3 separate regions of the Homo sapiens genome follow, and regions 1 and 3 are each linked to region 2. A link is an interaction called in ENCODE POLR2A ChIA-PET data of the cell type or tissue named here. Cell type or tissue: PC-9. All regions are shown on one strand. Each heading gives the region's core, and the rest is flanking DNA. Links, peaks and the distances in the headings are about the cores only. Region 1 overlaps JAZF1 (JAZF zinc finger 1). Region 2 overlaps JAZF1 (JAZF zinc finger 1). Region 3 overlaps JAZF1 (JAZF zinc finger 1).

What was found. ChIA-PET counts read pairs that join two places held together with the same protein. Peaks named below come from ENCODE experiments on the same cell type or tissue, not always from the same donor. Only the 100,000 strongest peaks of a DNase experiment are listed, where the experiment ranks them.
Region 1: POLR2A ChIA-PET joins it to region 2 with 6 read pairs; 2 of 35 experiments call an interaction of 5 or more read pairs at or near these places.
Region 3: POLR2A ChIA-PET joins it to region 2 with 5 read pairs; 3 of 35 experiments call an interaction of 5 or more read pairs at or near these places.

The regions. Positions count from the first base shown.
Region 1 is chr7:28,077,316-28,083,643 of GRCh38, forward strand. All of the region lies in intron 1 of JAZF1 (JAZF zinc finger 1), which reads right to left. Among named protein-coding and RNA genes, the nearest start is that of JAZF1-AS1, 100 kb to the right of the region's middle. RefSeq lists an enhancer at 1-837. In PC-9, for the core only: CTCF peaks have their summits at 1,177 (motif pointing left) and 1,381; no DNase peak of the experiment used is centred there.
Region 2 is chr7:27,958,689-27,965,016 of GRCh38, forward strand. The region is part of intron 2 of JAZF1 (JAZF zinc finger 1); the gene reads right to left. Among named protein-coding and RNA genes, the nearest start is that of JAZF1-AS1, 220 kb to the right of the region's middle. In PC-9, for the core only: no CTCF peak of the experiment used is centred there; a DNase peak (open chromatin) is centred at 2,793.
Region 3 is chr7:27,897,903-27,904,230 of GRCh38, forward strand. The region is part of intron 2 of JAZF1 (JAZF zinc finger 1); the gene reads right to left. Among named protein-coding and RNA genes, the nearest start is that of TAX1BP1-AS1, 160 kb to the left of the region's middle. In PC-9, for the core only: no CTCF peak of the experiment used is centred there; DNase peaks (open chromatin) are centred at 3,199 and 3,578; H3K4me3 peaks cover 999 bases; H3K27ac peaks cover 1,568 bases.

The DNA of each region.
Region 1 (6,328 bases), core at 821-5,820, 120 kb after region 2:
CTATTAAGCCGACCATACAGATGTGCAATACATTAATCCGCCAGACTATAAAGGCTTTAATTATTTTACTGATTTAGAAAGGCAATTAGGCAGCACCTATTTTTCACGTATTGATTATACCGACTCTGGTTTTAGATCTGAATTCATGAATCATCAGGTAACTGGTATAACCACAAAAAAAGGCTACTGGAGCCTTTTTTTTTTCTACAACAAATAAATAAAAGCACTTAAAATTAATTACCTGATAGAACCACCTTAACTACAAAAAAAAGTGGCAAAATCCCAGTAGAATAAATTTGGTATATAAGTCCTCCAGCAAAGTGACCACTTGTCTGACTGCTTGCAGGCCACCCAGTGTTAGGTCTTAGAATTTGGGAGCTTAGAAAAATCTTCATCTGGGTGTACAAAAACAGGGTGCTTTGTTTTGGTTCTGATTTAGCCTTGCTTCTGCCTTTACTGTATTCTGCTCTCTCCTTTGAAACTACTTAAAGAGCTGGAGCTCTGGGAGTCCATGGGGAATTTCCACGTTCACCATGGAAACTGAGGAAGTGGTAATTTGGATTATGTACATCCGGGTCCTGATTTCTCCTTCACTTTGACCTCTTTCTCCTCCCCATCTACTATTTAAGACCCACTATGTAATCTAGCTCAAAATAACTGAGACTGCAATGATGGCTGTGCATGGTGGCACTTATGAGACAAATAATTCCTGGCCTTTCCCATCTTTATGGAACAGAAGAAAACATAAGTCTTGAAAGTTTTCACAAGATGCTGTGTTAGATGAAAAAAATTGAGAATTTTTCCCATAGAACAGATGTTTCCTAGGTTTGTACAGCCTCTCAACTGTACATTAGGAAGTCACTCGTATGATGATAATGTACCACTTACGGGCAGGATGGTATAGTGGCAAGAGACTTGGATTCAAGCACTGCATGGCATTTATCAGCTGTGCAACTCTATGCAAATTATCTTTAAGCCTTTCTAGCATTAGTTTCTCCATCTATAAAATGGGAGCGATTATGCATGCTTCACCCATCACAGAGAACTGCTGAGACCATCATATGTGCATGTGAAAATGCTCTCTAAGCTGGAAACTAGTGTCATAAACGTCATTTCTTTTTGCAGAAGCCATCTCCATGCAATCACCTACACTGCCCTCTTGCGGTAGGCAGGCTGCATTGCTACTCAAAGGCAAAGAAAATTATTTTGTGAACTGAAGATTGTATTACTACCAGATTAATTTCATGTAACCAACTCTTAATTGCCAGGCGAATAGAGAGAGGGCCACTTGACATGAAATATACAATTCAAAGGATCTACTTGGGTTTTTTTTGTAATGCCATTTATGAACAGTGAATCCGGACACTATACTCTGGCCCCTTTTCTTGCACTACTAGTCCATGATAAAAATTTTTGAAAAGTGGAAAACACTGGAAAAGAAGAGAAGCAGCAGATCAGTTGAGTATTGGTGAAAAGTCCTACCTTCCCTGTTACTTTGGACATGGATATTAAAGCCAGTGAAAATGTTCATAAAAATTGTAGGAACAAAAAGCCATCCATAGTTTTGCCTGTACTCTAGAACTAGAATAACTGACTTTTAGAATTGGTAGGGACCTGAGATGCCACATTGTTCCTCCTCCTTTCTTTACAGATGGAAAATCTAAAATGCCCATAATTTTTTTTTTTTTTTTTGAGACAGAGTTTGCTCTGTTGCCCAGGCTGGAGTGCAAGTGGCGTGATCTCTGCTCACTGCAACCTCCACTTCTCAGGTTCAAGCAATTCTCCCGCCTCAGCCTCCCAAGTAGCTGGGATTACAGGTGCCCACCACCATGCCAGGCTAATTTTTAAAATATTTTTAGTAGAGACAGGGTTTCACCAAGTTGGGCAGGCTGCTCTTGAACTCCTGACCTCAGGTGATCCGCCTGCTTGGGCCTCCCAAAGTGTTAGGATTACAGGTGTGAGCCAACCACACCCGGCCATGCGCATAATTTAAAAGATGTACCTCACTTGGACTCTGATCACCAAATTCCATCACAGCAACCACCTTCACTTGGAGCTGCCTCCCGCTTCTGTTTTTATCACTTCTTAACTCAAAATACATCTTCAATCCCATTTTTCTCTGACAGACACTGATATAGAATAAGAAATACTGGAAAACTAAGCCACGAGGAGCAAAATAAAATATAAATATCACTTAAGGGAATTCATTATGAGAAATCATAAAACTGACAAGTCTCCTGAACAAAAATGACCTGAGAGTTTACCCATAGGTTAGCAAATATTAAAATAATGATAAGGATGACAACCACAAGCAAATCAATACATGCTTGCTGATGAACTGAGTAGGAACTTAAGAACTTGGCGCCTCTCTAAAATTTTTAATTAGAAACATTTAATTGTACTCACTATGTAGTAGGCCATGTTTCAAATGCTTTCTTCTAATCTCATCACAACATCCAATATGCTGTTAATAACCTTTATTGACTGCAGCATCGGTTTACGAACCCTGCTGATTGTTCAGCTAGCACCATGGATCAGGGAGTAATCTAGATGCATAACTCAGAGATACTGCTGGTCTGGTTCCAGACCATTGCAATAGCAAATATCACAATAAAGCAAGTCACACTAATTTTTTGATTTCCCAGTGCACATAAAGTTATATTTACACTATACTGTAGTCTATAAAGTGTGCAATAACATGTCTTTAAAAAGTATATATCTTAATTTTAAAATATTTTATTGCTAAAAAATACTTTGTAAAAATGCTTATAGTCATCCAAGCTAGATCTTCTGGATAAATTGTTGCAGCTTCTCCATCAGCACTTGCTGCCTCACTTTGCACTTTCACCTTACGGAGATGGCTTAGTTTCCTAAACTTCATGAACCCAACTTCTGCTAGCTTTCAACTTTTCTTCTGCAGCTTCCTCACCTCACCCAGCCTTCATAGAATTGAAGAGACTTGGGGCCTTGCTCTGGATCAGGCTTTGGCTTACGGGAATGTTATGGCTGTGTTGGTCTTCCATCCAGAACACTCAGACTTTCTCCCTATCAGCAATAAAGCTGTTCTGCTTTCTTATCATTCATGTGTTCACTGGAGTAACACTTTTAATTTCCCTCAAGAACTTTTTCCTTGCATTCACAACTTGGCTAACTGTTTGGTGCAAGAAGCCGAGTTTTCAGCCTGTGTTGGCTTTCAACATGCCTTCCTCACTAAGCTTAATCCTTGCTAGCTTTTGATTGAAAGTGAGAGACGTGTTACTCTTCCTTTCACTTGAACACTTACAGGTCATCATAAGGTTATTAATTGGCCTAATTTCAACACTGCCATGTCTCCAGGAATAGGCAGGCTCAGGGAGAGGAAGAGAGACAGAGGAAGGACCTGTTGATAGAGCAGTCAACACATAAAACATTTATTGATTAAGTTCACCGTCTTATATGGGTGCAGTTCATGGCACCACCAATTACAATAGTAAAGTCAAAGATGACCGATCACAGATCACAATGACAGATACAATAACAATGAAATTTAAAATATTGCAAGAATTACCAAAATGTGACACAGAGACATAAAGCAAGCACATGCCATTGGGAAAATGGCCATAAACCTACAATTTGTAAAAAAAAACAAAAAAAAAAATGCACTGTCTGCCAAGTGTGGTAAAGCAAGGTGTGCCTGTAGGGGGGAAGGGAGGGCATCAAAGTTCCTCAAAAGATACAGAGTAGTAAGCTGGTAAATTAGAGGAAAAGTCAAGAAAACCTCGTGGGGACCAGCACAGGAAAGGCAGCTGGCAGAGATAAAGCAGGCCTTGCATTCTTTGACCTCAGGGCAGCGGGGGACATCTCTGGGATGTGACCCAGTCAGGTTAAGGTTTTGAGACAGGGCTAAGCCCAGTGTTGTTACTCTTCAGTAAGCCTGGAATGGAGCCAGCCCCTCCCCAAGGAAATCACATAACGATGAGGAAGCCACATGCAGATAAACAGTAAATGAAGACAGGATGACCAGCTCGGAGGAACCAACACCAACATGGGGGAAGGAGTGCGGGAGTGCCTGGGGGGCTGTGCCTGCAGAGGGGAGCAAGAGGGAGAGCATCCAGCACTTCGGGGCACCAGATGCTTTTTCTAAGGTTTGGTCATAACCAGCACCAAAAAACAGCAAGCTGCGCCATTCCCCCAGCTATTCTACTTCTTCACGCTGCTTAGCTGGGGTTTTGGGGACTTGAAAAGTTACCTGGGGCTACAGAACACAGTGTCCACGCACTTGGACAAGCTGGTGAGCCTGGGGCATTGTAGCGGCCTCTGCTCCACCCTTTCCCCTTGTCCAGAAGCCTCGACACCACCAGAGAGCGAAGTGGGACAAGACCCCAGGGAAGAATTTAATAAAACATCAAGGCCAGGGAGTTTGTGATACTCAAAACTTTGTGGAGGATGGGTCAATCTGCATTTATATGTGTTTCCATCTTTCCAGAGAGAGAAAAAAATTAACATGGACTGAATTTTCTCTATTTCTATTAATTCACATATTATGCCATTTTCATTACCACAAAATGCTGCACTCTTATGCTTTCTTAAAAAGATCACTATAGTAAAACTATTAATCTATATACCTGGATGATACTAGAGTTTAATAACCATTTATAGAATAAATCAATGACTGACAGTAATATTAAGGGGCTAAATAAGTTGATCTCTAAAATTACTTTCAACCTAAAAATGCTACATTCTGCGATAACAATAAGTTTATTATTTAAAAGTCCTTAGGCTATTTTAGAGTAGAGTATGTTTGATGATTATGAGAAAGTATCTGGAGACTTGAAACTTTAGCCTGCTAAAGTATCCTTTAGACAGGTCCCTCTGACAAAATGAAGTAAGACCTGGTAGAATTTCTCAGACAAATCATGCCAAAGCATCACCTCCTTCAAGACAATGCATGGGGGCGTGGGGAGGCGAGGATGTCACTCACCCTTGCAGCCCTTGTCTATTTGGCTTTCTCTGCAACATTTCACTGGGCTGAGGAGTGTTCCTCATTGAACTCTCCTTCCTGGGCTTCCCGTTGCTCTCCCGCCTCTGCCCGTTCACTCTACTCCTGTGCAGGCTCCCTTTTCTCTGTCCACCCTTGGTGAGTCTTTGACCTTGGGGATCTTCTTAGGTTCTCTTCTCATACCACACGGTCTTTCCTCTCCTGTGATTTTAGTTAATATCTGTATGCTGATGGCTCTCAAATCTCTTCCTCCAGCTCCAGCTGCCTATTGGACATGTATAACCAGTAGCTCCCCACGCTGCAGTATGTTTGAAGCTCCCTTGCCCTGGTCTCCCTCCTCGCAGCCTCTTCTGGGTGAAAGGCACATGTCCCACCAGACACCCATGAGCCATCCTTGGCCCCTCTCTGGAACCTTACCCCTCACATCCCATAAATCCCCAAGGACTGTGCATCCACCTGCTGAACATCACCAAAGTCCACTTCCAATTCCACTCCCAGTGACTGCAAAGGGGGCCTTTGCCTCGGTGCCACCATTACTATTCCCTGCTCCACAAGGTAGCCAGGGCCAGCTTCTCAAATGCTGACCTGGACACCTCATTCCCAGCTCAGAACCCACCAGTGCCTTCCTTCAGTCTGTGAGAAAGTCAAAACTCCTCCAACTGGGATTGCAAAGCCCTTCCAGAGCTGACCACCACTGAGTGCTCTGGCCTGTCCCTCATGGAAACACATTTTCTCACCTCCTTTGCTTCTGCTGTACTCGTGGATTAAAATGTTTTCCCTCATCCAAATCCCCTCTACCTGGCTGGGGCCATTGCCTTCCAGCTTTTTGGCTTCTGGTAAGTTTTGCCTGAACCCCCTCAATCCTAGATCAAGCGCCCCTTCCACATGCTCTCTTGGGGTTCACATCTCTCAGTTTAGCCCTTGTGCCTCAAGTGTAAGTTCCTGTAACGTCTCAGTATCCCTGCCCCACTCGTGCATATACCCTAAGGCTGTCTCACTCATATCACAACCCCAGAATCTGCACAAGGCCTACCACATGACAGCCACTCAACGGATATTTACTGCATAAACTCATGATTATGAATATTTTAGTACCTGACCTATGAGTTATTGATACGTAATGGGAGTACCATGGGTTGCAGAATAACACAGACCTTGTTTCCCATCCCAGCTCCACAGCTCACATGCTATGTGAACTCAGAAAATGTATGGAAACTTTTTAAGGCTGTTTGCAAAGCTGTAAGAGCACGACCAACCACTTACTTCACAGGGTTGCCGTGAAGACTAAAATACACACAGCATATGAAGTGCCAAGAGTGCTGTATTATTTTATATTTTTCAAAATGCAGT
Region 2 (6,328 bases), core at 670-5,669:
CTCACCATAACTTGGGAGTAAAGTAAGGTGAAATGTTCTGGCTTTGACTTCAGCCTTCAAATTTGATTTTGCAGTCCAGACGGTACCACATCCACCCTAGCATCCCCAAGTCAGGGCTCCTTACAAAGAATTTTTGGAAAGAAGAATGGATGACAATGGGGAGGGCAGAAGGAGACAAGCAGGGAAGGAGCTGGGATGTGACCTGCTAATAGAAATTAGAGTAGTACTAATAGCGGTAATTGGTTTTACTAGCAGTACCAGTAAAGTGCAAGAGTAATGGCAAGATTAGCAATGGCAGTGGTGGTGGCAGAACAGTGACAGTAGTAGGAGTAATGTTAATGGCAGCAATCATTTGAGGAAATGCCTACTGAGTGGTAAAATAAAAAGACATGTTATTAACTTTTCTGTATTATCTTTACTTTGCAGATGAGAAAATTATAGCTGTAACCTGCCAAGGGAACCTGTCCAAGGCCACACACAGAGTAAACAGCAGATAAAGATTTGACATCAGGTGTCCCAGTGCTTTCTAATTATGATCAGGGTTCCCTGAACAAATCTCAGGAAATACTTCTAGGCTAGTCATTTTACCATTCCTTTTACATAAAATGTCATTCTCCCTCTCTAGCTAGCCAACTCCTCTTTATACTGCAAAGTCCATCTCACTTTTTCCTCCATGAAACTTCTCTGATTACTTTAACCCTATGAAGTTATAGCACTGATCATTTGAGCTATTAGCTTGGCACAAGGACATACTTTGGCCCTGTGACATACTTTACACTGCTATTTAAGTTTCCATGTTTGTCATCTTGAGTATCTAGACCCACCAGTTATATTTCTTTGTCTCTTCTAAAGTACCTGGCACCCACGAGTATACAGTAACCATTCTCCATACAGAGCATATGTTACAGACACTCTAAAACTGAATTAACAGCTGGGCACAGTGGCTCATGCCTGTAATCCCAGCACTTTGGGAGGCCAAGGCAGGCAGATCCCCTGAGGTCAGGAGTTCGAGACCAGCCTGACCAACATGGCGAAACACCATCTCTACTAAAAATAAAAAAATTAGCTGGGCATGTTGGTGGGTGCCTGTAATCCCAACTACTTGGGAGGCTGAGGCAGGAGAATCGCTTGAACCCAGGAGGCGGAGGTTGCAGTGAGCCGAGATCATGCTATTGCACTCCAGCCTGGGCAACAGAGTGAGATGCTGTCTCAAAAAAAAAAAAAAAATGTGCAGATGAGTTTCTTAATCTTGTGGAAGTGCATGATACTCAGATCAGATGCCCTTTCACAGATGATAAGGACAGACTGTACCAACGTACTGGGGGTCTAAAATGAGGTTAGAGTGAAATACTGCTACCTTGCCACCTACTTTACTCAGCATAAAAATGCATTTAAATCCCTCAATTCTTCTCTCTGGAAAAGGTATACATCTGTGAGCACCTCCTAAGAGAAAAACGCAAACTTCAGAACATGAAATCTTCCCAGTTAGACTTGTTGTGCTTATTTAATTGAATGGCATTTTCACTGGAAAATTTTAATCAATTCATGTGTCTCCTTTAAATCACAAGACTGAAAGGACCCAGGGAATCCAGTAGTGAGAATTTACTCCTTTGGGGAAAAAACCTCTAAATGCTAATTTTTAACCTGCATATCTTTCTTGCCAAGGGCACTACGTTTATCTTGTGTGCACAATTTCTTTAGGTTACACTCACTTTGGGGTAACCCATGCCAAATGAACCCAGCAGGCAGACTTAGAAGAGAAGGCATTGTGTAAAAATGTAACAAGGATTGACTGGCTCTAACAATGTCTGACAGTCTTGCTGGTATATTCTTCAGTGCACAACAGGGTATTCTGTAGGAGTTAAGCTGTGGCATGAGGTGGAAGTTCAGCCTGGCTGCTGACATATTTTGGACAGCAGAGAGGGCTGAGGTTGCTGTGGTTGCCCTGACAATTGAGGGGTTGGCACATCAGCAGAATGAGAATTGGAGAAATCTGGCAAAAAGTAAAGCCACAGGAGGGTGAAACCTGGAGGAACAAAGCCTGGTTTCCCAAGCCACCCAGCAGGCTCAGGTCCGTGAGGCTCCAACTCATAACCTGGTGGAGGCTGCTGGGAGAAAAGTGCAGGAAGGTACGCAGACAAGGAAGGAATGGCAAGGGAAGCAGCAGAGGGGAGATGCTGAAGGTGGGCAGAACAGACAACAAACACAGCTAAGAATGAGGAGTCCAAGAGAAGCATGACAGGCCAAAGAAAACCCTGGGGTGTTATAGAGGGAGCATGTGAGAGCAGGCAGTGCAGAAGCAAATGGAGTCAATCAAACCTCTTCATCAAAATGGAAACACAGCATTTGAGGACTTACTGTTTGAACTTCTATGAGAAACCAGGACAATAAAAGCTGGCAGTTTTATTGCTTACTATGTGCCAGGCACTGTTCTAACTGTTTTACAAACATTAACTTATTTAGTACTTATAACAGTCGTTAGGGTAGCTATTACAACCTCCATTTTACAGATGGATAAACTAAGGCACACAGAGGTTAAGTAACTTGTCAAAGGCCACCAAGCTTATCAGAAGCAAAGATGAAATTTCAACTCAAGTAGTCTACCTCCAGAGTCTGTGTTCCTGGTCACTAAGCTATACTCTCTCCCACGGACCCACGACATGTAATTATAATATATGATGTGTATATGAAACGTAATTGCCTGAGGCAGGATTCTCAATTCCGACTGCTGCCCAAGGCTGGTGTGTGGGTGAGTGGCACAGGCGATGACTCAGACCCACTGATTGTCCCAGACCACATCATAACTGGGAGAAGCTGGTTTCTATTTGTCACCACACATATGCCCAGGAACTCTGGTGAAGACATTAAAGAGTTTATTTTTCAGGAAAATATTCTCCCCAAAGAAAGCTTACTGCAAGAGCCAGAGGTGGCAGGAAAGAAGGAAAAAGGGACAGGTTTTGCCAGATTACAGAAGAATTCCTTTTTGGATAAAGAATAGAATGCCGACTTTGATGCTAGCTGGACTTGTCCACCAGTCAATATAAAACAAGGAAACATTGTCATTTAAACAGTTCCAGTAGGAGCTCCGGACAGAGCAACACTGCATTTTAAGGGGGAAATTGTACACCCATGCCATGGTATTTGAGAATCTAGGGATTCATGATGCTCTCCGGATCTTTCCATCATGGGTATCAAAGGTTTACTGTCATCACCTAGAGGCAGAAGGCTATATGCTGGTCCAGGACTTTGGCACTGGAGAGACCTGAGTTCAAATCCCAGCTCCACTAGTGGTGAGTAACCTTTTTGAGCTCTGTTACCTTATCTATAAAATGAAGATGGCATCTCAGCCATAATAATAGATTATTTAAATAGTGATCATAAACACTCTTTGCTTTTTCATATCAACTTTTGTTTGATGTGAATTCTTGAGAGTCTTCATGTACAACAACACGATTCACTGCAGTATGGATATTCTCACTTAATTTATTGAATATTTACCAAAAACAAGACTAACTGTACACAAGAGGAAATACACATAGGTAAGAAGTATGAAATCATTTTCCTCAACATTTTCTGATTGTAGATGTGCCTTTGTTGATGTTATGTTAAAAAAGGGTAAAAGTGATCATAGTAATATTCAGGAAATTACCCTGACAACCATACCCATTAAGTGTTAGGAAGGCCAAGCCTCACAGTTCATATGCATCACTTATGAAAAGTTTATCCAACTGGCTCTCATGGCTGGGTGATTCACAGTCTTCCCCAATCCACAGAGAGTCAAGACTTGCTTTTCTAAAAACAGAAAGCTTTCATGCTAATCCTGGAATCTCTGAGGGACAAGAGAAGCCAAAGGGATCAGTCCTTGTATTTTATAAATGGTGGATACAAGTTATATTTGGAATCCCATATTGAATGCAGAACTAACAAATCCATAGAGGAAAGGCAGTAGGCTTTGCCAGCCCATAAATTAATTACCTTTAATGGCCAGGCTTAGGGTAAAAGCAAGAAGATATGCAAGGGCTTCCCTATCTGCTGCTTTCATTTTGTATTTAGTCCTGGAATTAAAATCACGTCTAATCAGCAAGAAAAGCAGTTGTTTTAAAAACAGTAACATGCTGAGGGGAGAATTTCCCCTGATATTCTAGGGAATTTGAACTTTGGCCCTTGCTGTGGAATAATCCTACATATGCCTTTCTGAAATACACTGCAAATCTTTTTTGTCCTTGTTAAATGAATAGACTGAAGCTCTGAAGCTTAACAGAAATGATCTACCCACTATCCCTCCTTTTAAAACTTCACTGTGTGGGGTTAGCATTCACCTGTTTAATAAACTCAGCAAGCTGAACATGGCAAACCTTCATTATTAGGGAATCTGAATTCCAAATTCAGATTGTGCTGCAAAGTTTAATTCTTTGGGATGGATTTTCTGTGAATGAAGGGGAATACATAATAATACAGAATTTTCTGGGGAATATGTTCTCATGTATACTACGTTACAATTTGGCATACAGCATTCTGCAAACATTTTCTATTTAAGTCAAGGACAATTTTAGGAGTATGGTAATAATCATGTTCCTCCATATCACAGTTAAATTTCAATTAACTTTAAATTGGAAACAATGTAGCTTTGGAGCTCTCTTTCCAACTGTTAAGAGGATCAGAGCAAATGCTTGGATGAGGAAAAAAAACTACTCTTTTATTTCATTCCAAATTCAAAATTGCCATGCTTGTTCCCTATGATTACTCATATTAAGTTATAATGGTAAATTGGGGGTAGCTGTCAATCCTGGGGTCTTGCACATTGTTGTGATGTGTCACAAACATTCAAATAATTGCACAAATGATAGCAAATGGATCAATGTTTGCAATTCCCCCCCCCCCTTTTTTTTTGGAGACAGGGTCTTGCTCTGTCATCTAGGCTGGAGTGCAGTGGTGCAATCACAGTTCACTGCAGCCTTGATCTCCTGGCCTCAAGTGATCCTCCTACCTCAGCCTCCCGAGTAGCTGAGACTGTAGGTGCACGTCACCACACCGGTTTTGTTTTGTTTTGTTTTGTTTTGGTAGAGGCAAGGTCTTGCTACATTGCCCAGGCTGATTTCAAACTCCTGGGATCAAGCAATTCTCCTACCTTGGGCTCCCAAAGTGCTGGGATTAAGGCATGAGCCAACATGCCAGGCAATGGCTCCATTTTTAATAAACTGAAGTAGATTGAAGATTAAAGGGCTGGATGTAAGCAGCACTTTCTTTTAACACAATTTCTTCAATGAAGAATGAGGACAACATCTGAATTGGTTGCTTATATACCTATATACCCATAATATAGTGATGGCAATTGTGAATTTCTCTAGTGCTTCCATTATACCCTCTTCCTCCAACATGTTTTGGGATTTAGTAAAAAGACTAAGTTTTCCCTTGGAAATGTTTAATGAATATTATCATCCAAAACACACAAAAATTGTTACAAAAATTGGAAACTCACTGGTAAATAGCATTGTAACATCTGTATCCTTTTTCCCCAGTCCAACCACTTCTGAGAAAAGGTTCTATGAAAATGATCTAAAGGGAAAAAGATCCATTAGGTGGATCTTTTTTGGAACAATGAAAAATGTTTGCTTCAGTGTAATTTATAATAATGAAAGCTTGTAAGCAGCCATCATGACGAAATGAAGGGCATGTTTCGGTGAACTCTATCTTATGGAATATTATGTGGCCACTAAAACAGTAATTTTGAAGATGCAGCAACATGGAGAATGCTCATGATACAATAGTTAAATGTATGACCCAATTAGAATCTTGCCACAGATGCTTATAAAATTAGAATGGGACTCAAAAAATTGAACCACTGAACCTAAAATATTGTACAAGAATGGGTACAATATAAATGATCCACCCCTACCACCAAAACCATTTTCAAAGCTTACTTTTTACTATTTCCCTAATAATCAGAAAAAGTTTTTTTTTTTAAAATGGCTGACACAGTATATTACGTTTTTAAAAAGAAGTCAAGCAGAAGATGACCAAGGAAATCAAAGGAAAAAAGAACCAACATATTTTGGTAGTCATGAATCTTACCAAAGGCTAGTTGGGTCACCTCAGATGCCAACAATGGTAACTCATGAATCTGTTAGTCCTTAAAATATTGGCTAAAATGGTCAAACTAATCTCAATAAAAGTCATTTTAAAAAGAAAGAGAGCAAGAGAGATGCCTTTCCCAGTATATCTTGTGATCTGGAATTTATTGCGGTATCTGTGACAGAGAAGAGTGTATGTTCGCATGTGTTTCTTTTTTCTAACATTATCAGCATGAGAATGACTAGAAATGAGCTGT
Region 3 (6,328 bases), core at 538-5,537, 61 kb before region 2:
TGTTCACAACCTAAGAAGGTGACTTGTTGGCAGACGGGGCAATAACATTTCAACTTCAGAGGACTGTTGTGAGAGTAAATGAGGTAATTGGCCTGTCATGTACCAAGTGGCTCAAAATGCAGAAGCTGTTATTAATTACATAAAGCATTATTATATCGTTATGTCTCTATATTTTGTCCACCTTACTCAACTCCAAGTGTCTTGAGGACACACCACACACCCATGGCTCTGAAAGCACTGAGCACACACGTGCCTCGTGTAGAGCAGAAATTCCGTTTGTGGAATGGCTGAATGGAATAAACCCAGAGGGTGCATATCCAGTGTAAGAGACAGAGGGAGAGACAGCCAGAGGCAGAGAGAGAAAGGCTTCTCTACGTCTAACTCATATATATATATATATATACATCGGTTTTTTTTTTTTTTTTTTTGAGATGGAGTCTCGCACTGTTGCCCAGGCTGGAGTGCAGTGGCACGATCTCGGCTCACCTCTGCCTCCTGGTTCAAGCAATTCTCCTGCCTCAGCCTCCCAAATAACTGGGACTACAAGTGCCACCACCATGCCCAGCTAATTTTTGTATTTTTAGTAGAGACAAGGTTTCACCACATTGGCCAGGCTGGTCTTGAACTACTGACCTCAAGTGCTGCACCTGCCTCGGCCTCCCAAGTGCTGGGATTACAGAACTCATACCTCTTGTTGTAAAATACTCTCCTACAGCTCAGATATAACACAACAACTATAAACAACCATAACAACATTCACACACACAAACCCCACCTTCACCCTCACATGGGTTTGGCCAGCTACAGACAGCAATCTGGATTGGGGTTATATCTTCTATAGTGCTTTCTAGAAGCAAGAACAAGGCACCCATGTTAAAAGCATTAAACATGAAACACATTCTTAAAGCCCTGTCGCTAAGACTTCCTCCTGCAGTTCTCCCTCCTCTCTTGGTGTTGTGAACTTGGACATACAACCTATAAATCATGGTAACCTTGACATACCAAGGTACACAGCTGCACAATTTGTTCTAGTGACAACCATACACACACACACCCACACCACCCGCCCCCACAAACACACACAGGAATGCCACACAAACGCTGTGGGAACCCTGGTTAAAAAGGGCCCGTGTCTCCCCTGCACTAGCATGCTGCTCCTCTTCCTCCTCCCTTCATTAACCATGACTTAACCCATTTTCTGAGACTTAATTTAGTAAGTAAATTCTCAAGTTTTTGAGCAATGTTCCATCAGCACAGCTGTCTGTCAAAAGGTGGGCAGATTCCTAGTGGCAAGGAGCCATTTGGGGAGACAAAAGTGTCTAGAGAAGCCAAGGAGGCACAGCAAAGGCTGTGATTCTGGCCAACAAATGAGGACTATGTTCCCTGTTTCACCAAATATCAGGTCTGGAAAGATTAACCGTGTTGCCAAGGCTGAGTTCAGGTTAAGCAAGTCATGTGACTCAGTGGCCTAAGCTTTCCTCAATGAGTCTGGACACCACTGGTGATCTTTCTGAAGCCCTCAGTAATCACGGCTGATGTGGATATTTTTTTGGAGACAGGGTCTCGCTGTCACCCAGGCTGGTGTGCAGTGGTGTGATTACAGTGCACCGAAGCACCAACCTCCTGGGCTCAAGCAATCTTCTTGCCTCAGCCTCCCAAGTAGCTGAGACTACAGGCACGCCCCCCCATGCCCAGGTAATTTTTGGATTTTTTGTAGAGATGGGGTCTCTCTATGTTGCCCAGGCTGGTTTCAAACTCCTGGGCTCAAGCAATCCTCCCACCCAAAGTGTTAGGATTATAGGTGTGAGCCACTGCGCCTGACTCACTTGGGTTTTAGAGCAGGAAGGAACCTTGGTTAAGTCAGATCATCAGGTCCAGCCCCCTCATTTGTTACAGTAACTGTGAACTGAGGTGGTGTGACCTGTTTGAGGTCATTTAGGATAGTGGCAGAGCTGGCATCAGGGCCCAGTCAAGCCTGGGGATGCTGTCATGGTTTTCACAGTTGAAAGTGTTCAGGGAGCTGGAGCATGGGGACTGGGGAAATGCAGTGAGAACTCCTCTGGCGGTTTACATGGGGGCAGTGGGCAGCTGGGAGAACAAAAGGCTCATCCTCTCAATGTCAGTCCATCCTGCTGTGTGGGACCACTGGGCTCCCCGGTTGTGGCAGGGGAGGTCTCTGGAATTGTAGCCCCACTGGGCTACGATCTGGGAAAGGCTGGCTGTGCCCACCTCCCAGAATTCTCTCTGCTTTGCAATGGTGACACTGCTCTGATCTGGCAGCCGCCGTGTGCTGGAGCTGGCTCATACTGGGTTGTGAAAGCTGACTTAAATTTTCAGGGATTTGGTGAGTCTGTTGTTAAACACAGCCGTTATTAAAAACTAAATGACGTAAATAATTAAATCAAGTGCTTTGTTAAAAACAAGGATATTTAACTCAAGGCTCATCACTTATTTTATTGAATTTTAATATTATCTATATTCTTGTTATTTACATTAACATTTTATCTATTTGGTAGAATTATTTATAACTATATTCTGTATAATGCAAAGTAACCTACTCTGTGTTCAGTAACATGTGGGTAGCTTGAAATTGGCTATGGCAGGAGTATTTACACCACAGAAACTGGCAATAACACAAATTGAGACTTTTTTCCTCCCCAAGTCAGTTCAACATTTGCCAGTACACCTTCTAGTGATTATTATTTTTTAATGTGGGGAAAAAAAAGCATTTGAACCGGGCTTCTTGCCTACTCACTAAAGGAATTAATCAGGGAAGGAACGAAGAATGAATAAGAAAGTCTTCTTTTTTAAAATTGTAAAAAGTAATATATCTCAGTAAAGAACATTTACAGAACATTTTTTATGGATTTGTGACTTATGTTTAAAAAGTTTTTTAATTGACCAACACACAGGTTAGGAAAAGAAATGAAATAAAGGTATTTTTTAAAATTATGGAATATATATGCAAATCAATATATACATTTCCACACATAAAGATTTTAATAAAATAGAAATCCGTGTACCTACCATTCAGCTTATGAAAAGAATTTTTGATGTTTCCTGTGTAAAAACTTTTTTTTTTTTTTTCTAAGAGACGTATTACCCAGATAAAACTATGGTTGATATTTTAGGGTTTTTCCTTCTAACATTTTTCTACACGTAGAGAACACTGAATATTTCTTAAAGAAAAAAAGTCACTTGAGACTCTTTCACTCACTGTTGACTAACAGCCTGAAAATCTGCGGTCAGGCAAAGCAGTGTTTTCATTTTGAAACTGAAACTGCTGTAAGATTAATTTCAACTTCCCTACAAATCAGAAATGTCTAAGTTACTTTAATTTAATATGGTCATTTGTAGCAATATTTGTTATTGCTAGGGGAAGTACATATTCCTTAAGTAAATTTTCAAGACTCCATTATAAATCTTTTAAATCCTCAGACCACAATGTTCATTCAGTCTGACATGCTCAACGTGGAAACATGAATATAACTCCACAGGGGGAAAATGTCAACTGCTGGTCCAGGGAGACTAGTTTCAACCACAAACTCAGGAAATGTACACTATTTGCTGGAACCTGGGCAGAGACTCCATTGCCACCTCACTCCATGGCCAAAACACCTGAGTCTAAGTGACCTGCTGGGGAAAAAAATCACTTGGCTTTCACTGGATCAGAGAACTCAGAAACTGAAGTGACCACTTGAAACTGCAGTCTCAGAAAAAACTGAAAACTCCAAGATGTGTGGTGTGATGTGGCTGTGATTATGAGACTCTGGAGAGGACACATGGTCCAGAGGCCTGCACTGCATGTCGCCAGGAGGCTTGTTCTGGGGCAAAGAAACTGGTGGCCTCCGGGAGTCACTGTATTCACTTTTGTGGTCCTAGTTTTTCTACCTGTTAAAATTGAGATTTGGTTTTATGGATATATGGAATACATCACTGCTAGGGTCCTTCCCAGTTCTAACAGTGAATGATTCCAGCAATAGCACTGTGCAGTATTTTTCAAACTTTGTTTTGACTTCAACCCATTATAAGAAACGTATCTCACGGTGCGACCTGGTGCGCTCACATGTATAAATAGGCCTGCAACCTGCAATTTTGAGATCTCCAAAGCTCTGAAACCTGAAATTTTTTAAAAATAAAGTTTGGCACTAAAACATCATTGGAAGGCAAACTAACCTGACTGGGTGAAAGGCTACTTACAGATTTTATTGTATTTACTGAAAATATTCATGTGTTTCACTGTATAAATATTAATGTACGTGATTATATGGGGCTGCCCCAGACCCTAATGGGGGTATTATGTAATATGAAGTATTTCTACTATATTATCTTTATGAAATCTAAAAAATTATGAATAATGAAACATTTCTGGACTCAAGGACAAGACATTTTAATATAAATATCTGAAACAGAAATTTCACAAAACAATCTTTACTACATGTGATATACTCTGTCATTTTCCTGTTCTATTTCATTTTAACAAAATATGATGGTCATGACCACCACATTGACTTCTTGACCCCCTGGGAGGTCATGGTCTGGAGTCTGAATATATTAGTGTAGCAGTTAAGAGGGTGGGCTTTGGAGGTAGACTGTCTAGATTCAAATCCCTGATCCATGCCCTGCTAGCTGTGTGATGACATTGGGCAAGTTACCTACCTAGCCTTTCGGTGCTGCCATTTTCTCATCTATAAATGGTGACAATGACAGGTCCGACCAAGGGTTGTGGTGAGGATTAAGTAAGTTAATATTCATAAAGCACTTAGAACAGGGCCTGACACTTCGTGCTTAACAAATGTCAGGTTCCTGGTTCATAAAAGAAGTGATTAACATGCTGGGCACGGTGGCTCACGCCTGTAATCCCAGCACTTTGGGAGGCCGAGATGGGCAGATCACAAGGTCAGGAGATCGAGACCATCTTGGCTAACACAGTGAAACCCCATCTCTACTAAAAATACAAAAAATTAGCCAGGCATGGCAGCATGTGCCTGTAGTCCCAGCTACTCAGGAGGCTGAGGCAGGAGAATGGCGTGAACCTGGGAGGCGGAGCCTGCAGTGAGCCGAGATCGCGCCACTGCACTCCAGCCTGGGCGACAGAGCGAGACTCCGTCTTAAAAAAAAAAAAAAAAAAAAAAAGAAGTGACTAACACTTGTACTGGAAATCTTAACTCGCAAACCTTTCACCTTCTGCCATCTACACTAGCATTTGGTTACTTTGGGGCACGGAATATTAGGATTTTAAATACTGCCATCATGAGTTTTGCTGATTCTGAAAGCAAAGAGCCACCTTTACTGATTCTGCAGGCATTAATGTTATTTTTATTTATTTTTTGGCTCACTCTGTCGCCCAGGCTGGAATGCAGTAGCATGATCATGGCTCACTAGCAGCCGTGTGATTTTCTCATGTCAGCCTCCTGAGTAGCTGGGACTACAGGCGTTCACCACCACATCTGGATAATTTTTTGTACTTTTTGTAAAGATGGGGTTTTACCATGTTGCCCAGGCTAGTTTTGAACTCCTGGGATCAAGCAATCTGCCCACTTTGGTCTCCCAAAGTGTTGGGATTACAGGCGTGAGCCACTGTGCCCGGCCCAGGCATCTATTAAATTGCAATGGTATCTATTAAATGGCAATCACAGGCAAATTCAAGAAGACAGATACAATAACTACTCATGAACAGAAAAAGAAGGTTCCTCTCATTAGACAACACGCTGGGGCCCATCTATAAACTCATACACCTCTTCTTACTTCCTGGCCTTGATTTCTAGAGTAGAACAAAATTATAGAGGGTCTTTCCAGCAGGACAGGCAACAGGAGACCCTCCATGCCATGAGCTGCTGGACTGACATCCTTCCATCCAGCTAAGGGCTGTTCTCTGCTTGGCAGATTCATCAAGTTGCACAAGGCTCTGACTTCGTCTGCTAGCAGACCCTCTGTAGAACATCACATCCAACTATGCTTCATTTGAAGTTCAAAAGCTTTGTTCTGCCTTTTCAATGGCCCTTTGGGCATTGCCATTTTTCAGCAAAAACAAGCTTTTGAGAAAAGCTGTGGGGAGTTGGCAGATGGGCCCTGAGATTCCAAGCACTCCCAAATCTGGTAATTCATTGCTCCAGATGATGGTATTTCTGACATGACAATCTAACCTTCTGAAGGACAGTCTAACATGGAGAGTAAGGATTTTTCTTTTCTCTGGCTGTTACTATGCAATCCAGGACAAGGATGGATAGAGAACCAGTAAGTAAGCAAAACAGTGCATGGCACATTTGAAATGTGGCTGTAGGAAACGGTGATGGAAATAATGGGTACATTTCAGCATGCAACCATG